Regions from separate parts of the Homo sapiens genome. Here region 2 is linked to region 1. Evidence: chromatin contacts called from ENCODE Hi-C or POLR2A ChIA-PET data. All regions are on one chromosome and are shown on one strand. Each heading gives the region's core, a stretch centred on a gene start or an enhancer-like site at or near the end of the contact. The rest is flanking DNA. Distances are from core to core; before and after follow the strand shown. Region 1 has its middle 28 kb from the start of LINC02068. Region 2 overlaps LINC02068 (long intergenic non-protein coding RNA 2068).

Region 1 (2,705 bases), core at 145-2,644:
CATAAATTACCCAGTCTCAGGTATTCTTTATAGCAGTGTGAAAACACACTAATACAGAGCTACTATTTCTGTGTCACAATTTCATTATATTTTTTGTTTAATTATAAGCTGTTTCAAGTATTTGGGGGGAGTAAGAAAGAGGTTTAGATAAAATGACTTTTAAGATGGGGAACACAAAACCCCAATAAAAACTTAAATTTACCGAGATATTTACTGGCAGAGCTGGAACTGGGATTACAGTTTCCCAAATTTTAGTTCATGATATTTCCTCTCTTCTACATGAAATGAATGGTGAGGTTTTCCTTCTTAATCATTTTATGTCTGTTTTTAAAAATATGGCAGTTCCACAAACATCGTGGCTGGATGTTGTTTGCTGGAACCTGTGCCCCAGCTTTTGAAGGCCACCCCTCCCTGCCTTATTTGTTGTTTTCAAAGGCAGTTTTTCTATAATGCAGTGCTGGGTGCCTGGGGTTTGCCAGCAAACAGAATGAAAAGATAAAGGTCGTATATTTCCTGCTACACTAAACGGTCCCTCAAAAATGCAGACCACCACTGTTCTGTCAGCCTTTCTGCAAAGGGATGGCAAATATCTACCTTGAATAAAAGCATGTTAAAAAAAAATAAAACACTTTGGCAAGCAGAGAGGTGAGTCATATTTCAACAAAGGATTAATGCAAGTCCTGTTTTGTTTGTTTTGAGAACTCAGTCATTTTTTTAATCAGGTAGTTATGAGAATTTTCAATTCTATTTTATAAAAAACAACCCAACTTAATCCTGTGATGAACTATGACTTTTATTGACCTTTTACAAAAAGTACAAGAAAGCTATTGATAAATCTTTTCTTTCTTTTTTGTAAAAAAAAAAAAAGAAAAGAAAAGAAAAGAAAAAGAATCCAGATGAAACACAAAACACAAACCGCAGTGTATGGGATGGCGAACGTCGTTGACTTTCAAGGCGCCCTCTACTGGCAATGGCTTTAAATTTTTAAATGTCTATTATATTATAGGCTTTGGAATTTCACTCTTTAACCAAATAAGATTTTCAATACATTAGTAGAAAGAAAACTCATGCAGGAAAGAAAGCCCCAGATATTTTATCTCAGGAATATAAATAAGCGAATATATACAAAAGTATCAGGCATTATTTTACATATCCTGAAAACTATGCGTTGTTAATAGGAAGAAGAATGATACAGTTGGTTGTTCATCAAAGATTTATTGAGCGCTTATAAGAGGCACCATGTCAGGCATTGGGGTCACAGAGGTGAGGCTGACGTGACCCCCACATCAAGGGTCCTAGTCTTGTGAGGGAGTCAGACCTACCTGCAGACAATTACCATGTCATGTGTGGAGTGCAGTGTGAGACCCGAGGAACGACCCCTAAATCCTCCTGAGAAAGGAGTTAGGAAAGGCTCCTGGAGGAGGCTGGCAAAGAAATACAAGAACAGTGAAAAGCACTCTAAGGAGAAGGAAGGGTGTTCGGTAAGAGAACATGGCGCATGTGCGGAACACGAACAGAACCGCGGTAATAAGTTCCGGGTTGGCTAGCTGTACCACAGCACGATGTGCAGGGACGGCCAGGAGAGGATGCTACAGAGCAGCAGCTCTCAAACTTTTCAGTCTCAGGACTTTACAATCTTAAACATTATTGAGGACCCTTCCCCCTCCCCCACGAAGAGCTTTTGTTTATGTGGGCTTCATTTATTGATGTTTACTTTTTTTTTTTTTTTTTTTTTTTTTGAGACGGAGTCTCGCTCTGTCGCCCAGGCTGGAGTGCAGTGGTGTGATCTCGGCTCACTGCAAGCTCCGCCTCCCAGGTTCACGCCATTCTCCTGCCTCAGCCTCCAGAGTAGCTGGGACTACAGGCGCCCGCCAGCACGCCCGGCTGATTTTTTGTATTTTTAGTAGAGACGGGGTTTCACCCTGTTAGCCAGGATGGTCTCGATGTCCTGACCTCGTGATCTACCCGCCTCGGCCTCCCAAAGTGCTGGGATTACAGGCGTGAGCCATCGCGCCCGGCCGATGTTTATTTACTTTTAAGAAACTGTTGGATGGGCATGGTAGCATGCACCTGTAGTCCCAGCTACTTAGGAGGCTGAGGTGGAAGGATCACTTGAGCCTGGGTGGTCGAGGCTGTTTGCCAAGATTGTGGCACTGCATGCTCCAGCCTGGGTAACAGAACAAGACCCTGAGGAAAACAAACAAAAAAAGAAGGAAGGAAGGGAGGGAGGGAGGGAGACTAAAGCTGATAAATTTGAAATGTAGTTATTAATGTATTTAATTACATGTTATCTTAAGCTCTATTTTACGAAAGAAATCCTGAATTTTTCAAATACAAATTAGTGAAAAATGTGGCGTTGTATTATATTTTTACAAGTATCTTTTTTTTTTTTTTTTTTTTTTTTTGAGACGGAGTCTCGCTCTGTCGCCAGGCTGGAGTGCAGTGGCGCGATCTCGGCTCACTGCAACCTCCGCCTCCTGAGTTCAAGTGATTCTCCTGCCTCAGTCTCCCGAGTAGCTGGGACTCCAGGTGCGCGCTACCACGCCCAGCTAATTTTTGTATTTTTAGTAGAGACGTGGTTTCACCATGTTGGCCAGGCTGGTCTTGTACTCCTGACTTCAGATGATCCACCCACCTCGGCCTCCCAAAGTGCTGAGATTACAGGCGTGAGCCACCACGCCCGGGCCTACAAATCTCTTTAATGT
Region 2 (2,705 bases), core at 94-2,593, 61 kb before region 1:
GCCGGGCGTGGTAGCGCGCACCTGTAATCCCAGCTACTCAGGAGGCTGAGGCAGGAGAATTGCTTGAGCCCAGGAGGTGGAGGTTGCAGTGAGCCGAGATTGTGCCACTGCACTCCAGCCTGGGCAACAAAACAAGACTCTGTCTCAAAAAAAAAAAAGTTTAATAGATTTAGTGTAGCCTAAGTGTACAGTGTTTATAACGTCTACAGTAGTGTAGAGCAATGTCCTAAGGCCTTCACATTCACTCACTCAATCATTGACTCTCCCACAGCAACTTCTAGTTCTGCAAGCTCCATATACAAGCATAGCATTTTTATCTTTTGTATCATATTTTTACTGTAACTTAACATTGTATTACAATAGCCAGCAGTATTTAGTACAGTAACATGCTGTACAGGTTTGTGGCCTAGGAGCAATAAACTATAGCCTGGGTCTGGAAGGCTATAACATCTAGGTTTGTGTAAGCACAATCCGATATTTACACAATGACAACATCACCTAATGACACATTTCTCAGAACACATCCCCATCATTGTTAAGCGGCACATGATTGTATTTTAATATAGTCTCTGAAAGTGGCAGTGCTCTGGGAACACTTATATATAAGGTCGCCAATATCTGGTATGAATGAGTGAGTTTGTCAAAGTGTTTTTACCATTGACTGAAAAGATCTACAGAACCTGAAACTCAAGAGTCATCAGGGGCAAATGGAAAACATTTTTGAGAAGGAGGAAATGAAGCTCAACTTTACCCATTTTAAAATTGAGGCTGGGCGCAGTGGCTCACGCCTGTAATCTCAGCACTTTGGAAGGCCAAGGCTGGTGGATCACCTGAGGTCAGGAGTTCCAGACCAGTCTGGCCAACATGGTGAAATCCCATGTCTATAAAAATACAAAAATTAGCCGGGCGTGGTGGCGAACATCTGTAATCCCAGCTACTTGGAAGGCTGAATCACTTGAACCTGGAAGGCGGAAGTTGCAGTGAGCCGAGATCGCACCACTGCACTACAGCCTGGGCGACAAGAGCAAAACTCTATCTCAAAAAATAATAAAAAATAAAATAAAATAAATGGAGCCACAGCTGGCCTTGATGATGAACATCAAGTCAGTATGGCTTAGTGCAGAATCCTAATAACAATGGTCCTGTCTTGCTAAAGAAGTAAAGCAAGCAAAGACCCCATAATATTACCTGCATTTATATGTAAGAAGAAGGACAAAGAGGTTTTTTTTTTTTCTCAAAAGTTGTTTTAAGATTCATAGGCATCCAGCTTTCACTTTTAAAATTAATGTTAACTTGTTTCCACAAAAAGTGTGAGGAAATGAGTCAGGAAACAGTAAAAGGGCGGAGTGGGAGAGTGGGGGAGAGAGAGAAAAGAGACAGAGAGAGAGAGAGAGAGAGAAACTCATCTGAGGAATAAGGCAGGGTGATTACGTCTGAGTGGTTTTACTATCCTACGCCTGGATTTCCTGAGACGGAAAATTCCAGGAATAGGAGCTGCCTTGAGAGCTTCCTATTGGCATTCTTTCCTATTAATTTGGCTTTTCGCAAGTTATTAGGCAACTTAAGCTGTTTAACTTTAACAATGTTCTGTTTTTCTGTGGTTTCTGGATTATGTAATACCTAACCAAAGAATAAACAACCAAAGAAAATAACTTTTACTTCATACTTTGGCAAGTGTATTCAAAAGGCAAAGATCTAGATCTGAGAAACAGTTTGGTAAAAGTTAAGGTGCAATCAGAAAACTAAGTGTCACAGAAATGAACTTATTGGCCACTCAGGGAGGTTTTCAAGGTGATATATTTTCAGTGAAATGAATCATACATGTTTGTACGGTCACTGGTCAAAGTGAAGGTTACTCGGTAGAAAAGCAATGTTGTTTTGATTGTACTAGTCTGATGGTGAGAATGCCCCTGAATTCAAATTAAAGAAATGTTTATTGCTGGTGCCTACAGCACTGATATATGACTTTGTTTTGCAGTTGAACTCAGGTCACCTTTCTTGCTATTGGGAACTTATTTTTCAACCCAGAAGATAAAAGAACAGATGATTTAACTGATATTAAATAGAGGCTCTTATTACCTTTTGTGTGGTCACATTTTGACCTGAATTGAACCTATGAGAAATGTAAACAAAACTGTATATACGTTTAAATGTGAAGTGAATTCTTCAGGCAGAAAGCACAAGGTTATAGCCATAATGTAGAAGAAAAAACAATAAAAAGGCAACCCCAAAGCAGGTACCACCCTCATAACTGGTTTGATTTATGTGATCTTGGAGATGATTGCCACATATAAAATGCAGATAATAATAAATATTTATCTACCTGCCTCATGGAGACTCACACGAAGTACTGATGGGCGCTACTTTCACAGTAATTTGCCTTCTTTTCACCTTAACCTTGCTAAGCGTTATGCTAAGTGCATTGTATTTTATATCTATTCTTCTCAACTATTCTGCAACCTGAGTGTCCTCTCTCTCCTCTCTCTTTCTCTTTTTTTCCTCTCTTTCTCTCTCTGTCTCTCTCATAGAAGAAGAAATTAAAACTCAGAGACTATAAGTAATTTTTTTCAAGGTGTAAGTGAATGATTGGAGATCACAAGACTGAGAACAATAGACTATTCTTTATGAGGAAATACAGGCTTTGGATTGATTCTCTTTTCATTTGGTTATTTTATCTGACAAAATTCAGATGAAAAAGCAGACAG

The links. Hi-C counts contacts between places; a loop is a spot of excess contacts on that map. ChIA-PET counts read pairs that join two places held with the same protein, here RNA polymerase II (POLR2A). Pooled maps may share reads with other maps.
Region 2: a loop to region 1 is called in a map of Calu3, with 4 times the contacts of the local background. The contact joins two enhancer-like sites. A Hi-C loop is called at or near these places in 2 of 168 maps with a recorded cell type or tissue (Calu3 and PC-9) and 6 of 50 pooled maps. POLR2A ChIA-PET finds 5 or more read pairs at or near these places in 5 of 52 experiments (HepG2, PC-3, Panc1 and 2 more).

Annotation. Positions count from the first base shown.
Region 1 is chr3:172,622,462-172,625,166 of GRCh38, forward strand. No RefSeq gene overlaps it. Among named protein-coding and RNA genes, the nearest start is that of LINC02068, 28 kb to the left of the region's middle. Within about 2 kb of position 1,395, at least 7 of the 41 ENCODE cell types and tissues checked have a DNase peak (open chromatin) inside an H3K27ac peak, as active enhancers do; they include PC-3, PC-9 and Panc1, where a contact is called at or near this core.
Region 2 is chr3:172,561,593-172,564,297 of GRCh38, forward strand. All of the region lies in intron 3 of LINC02068 (long intergenic non-protein coding RNA 2068), which reads right to left. Among named protein-coding and RNA genes, the nearest start is that of LINC02068, 33 kb to the right of the region's middle. Within about 2 kb of position 1,344, at least 17 of the 41 ENCODE cell types and tissues checked have a DNase peak (open chromatin) inside an H3K27ac peak, as active enhancers do; they include PC-3, PC-9 and Panc1, where a contact is called at or near this core.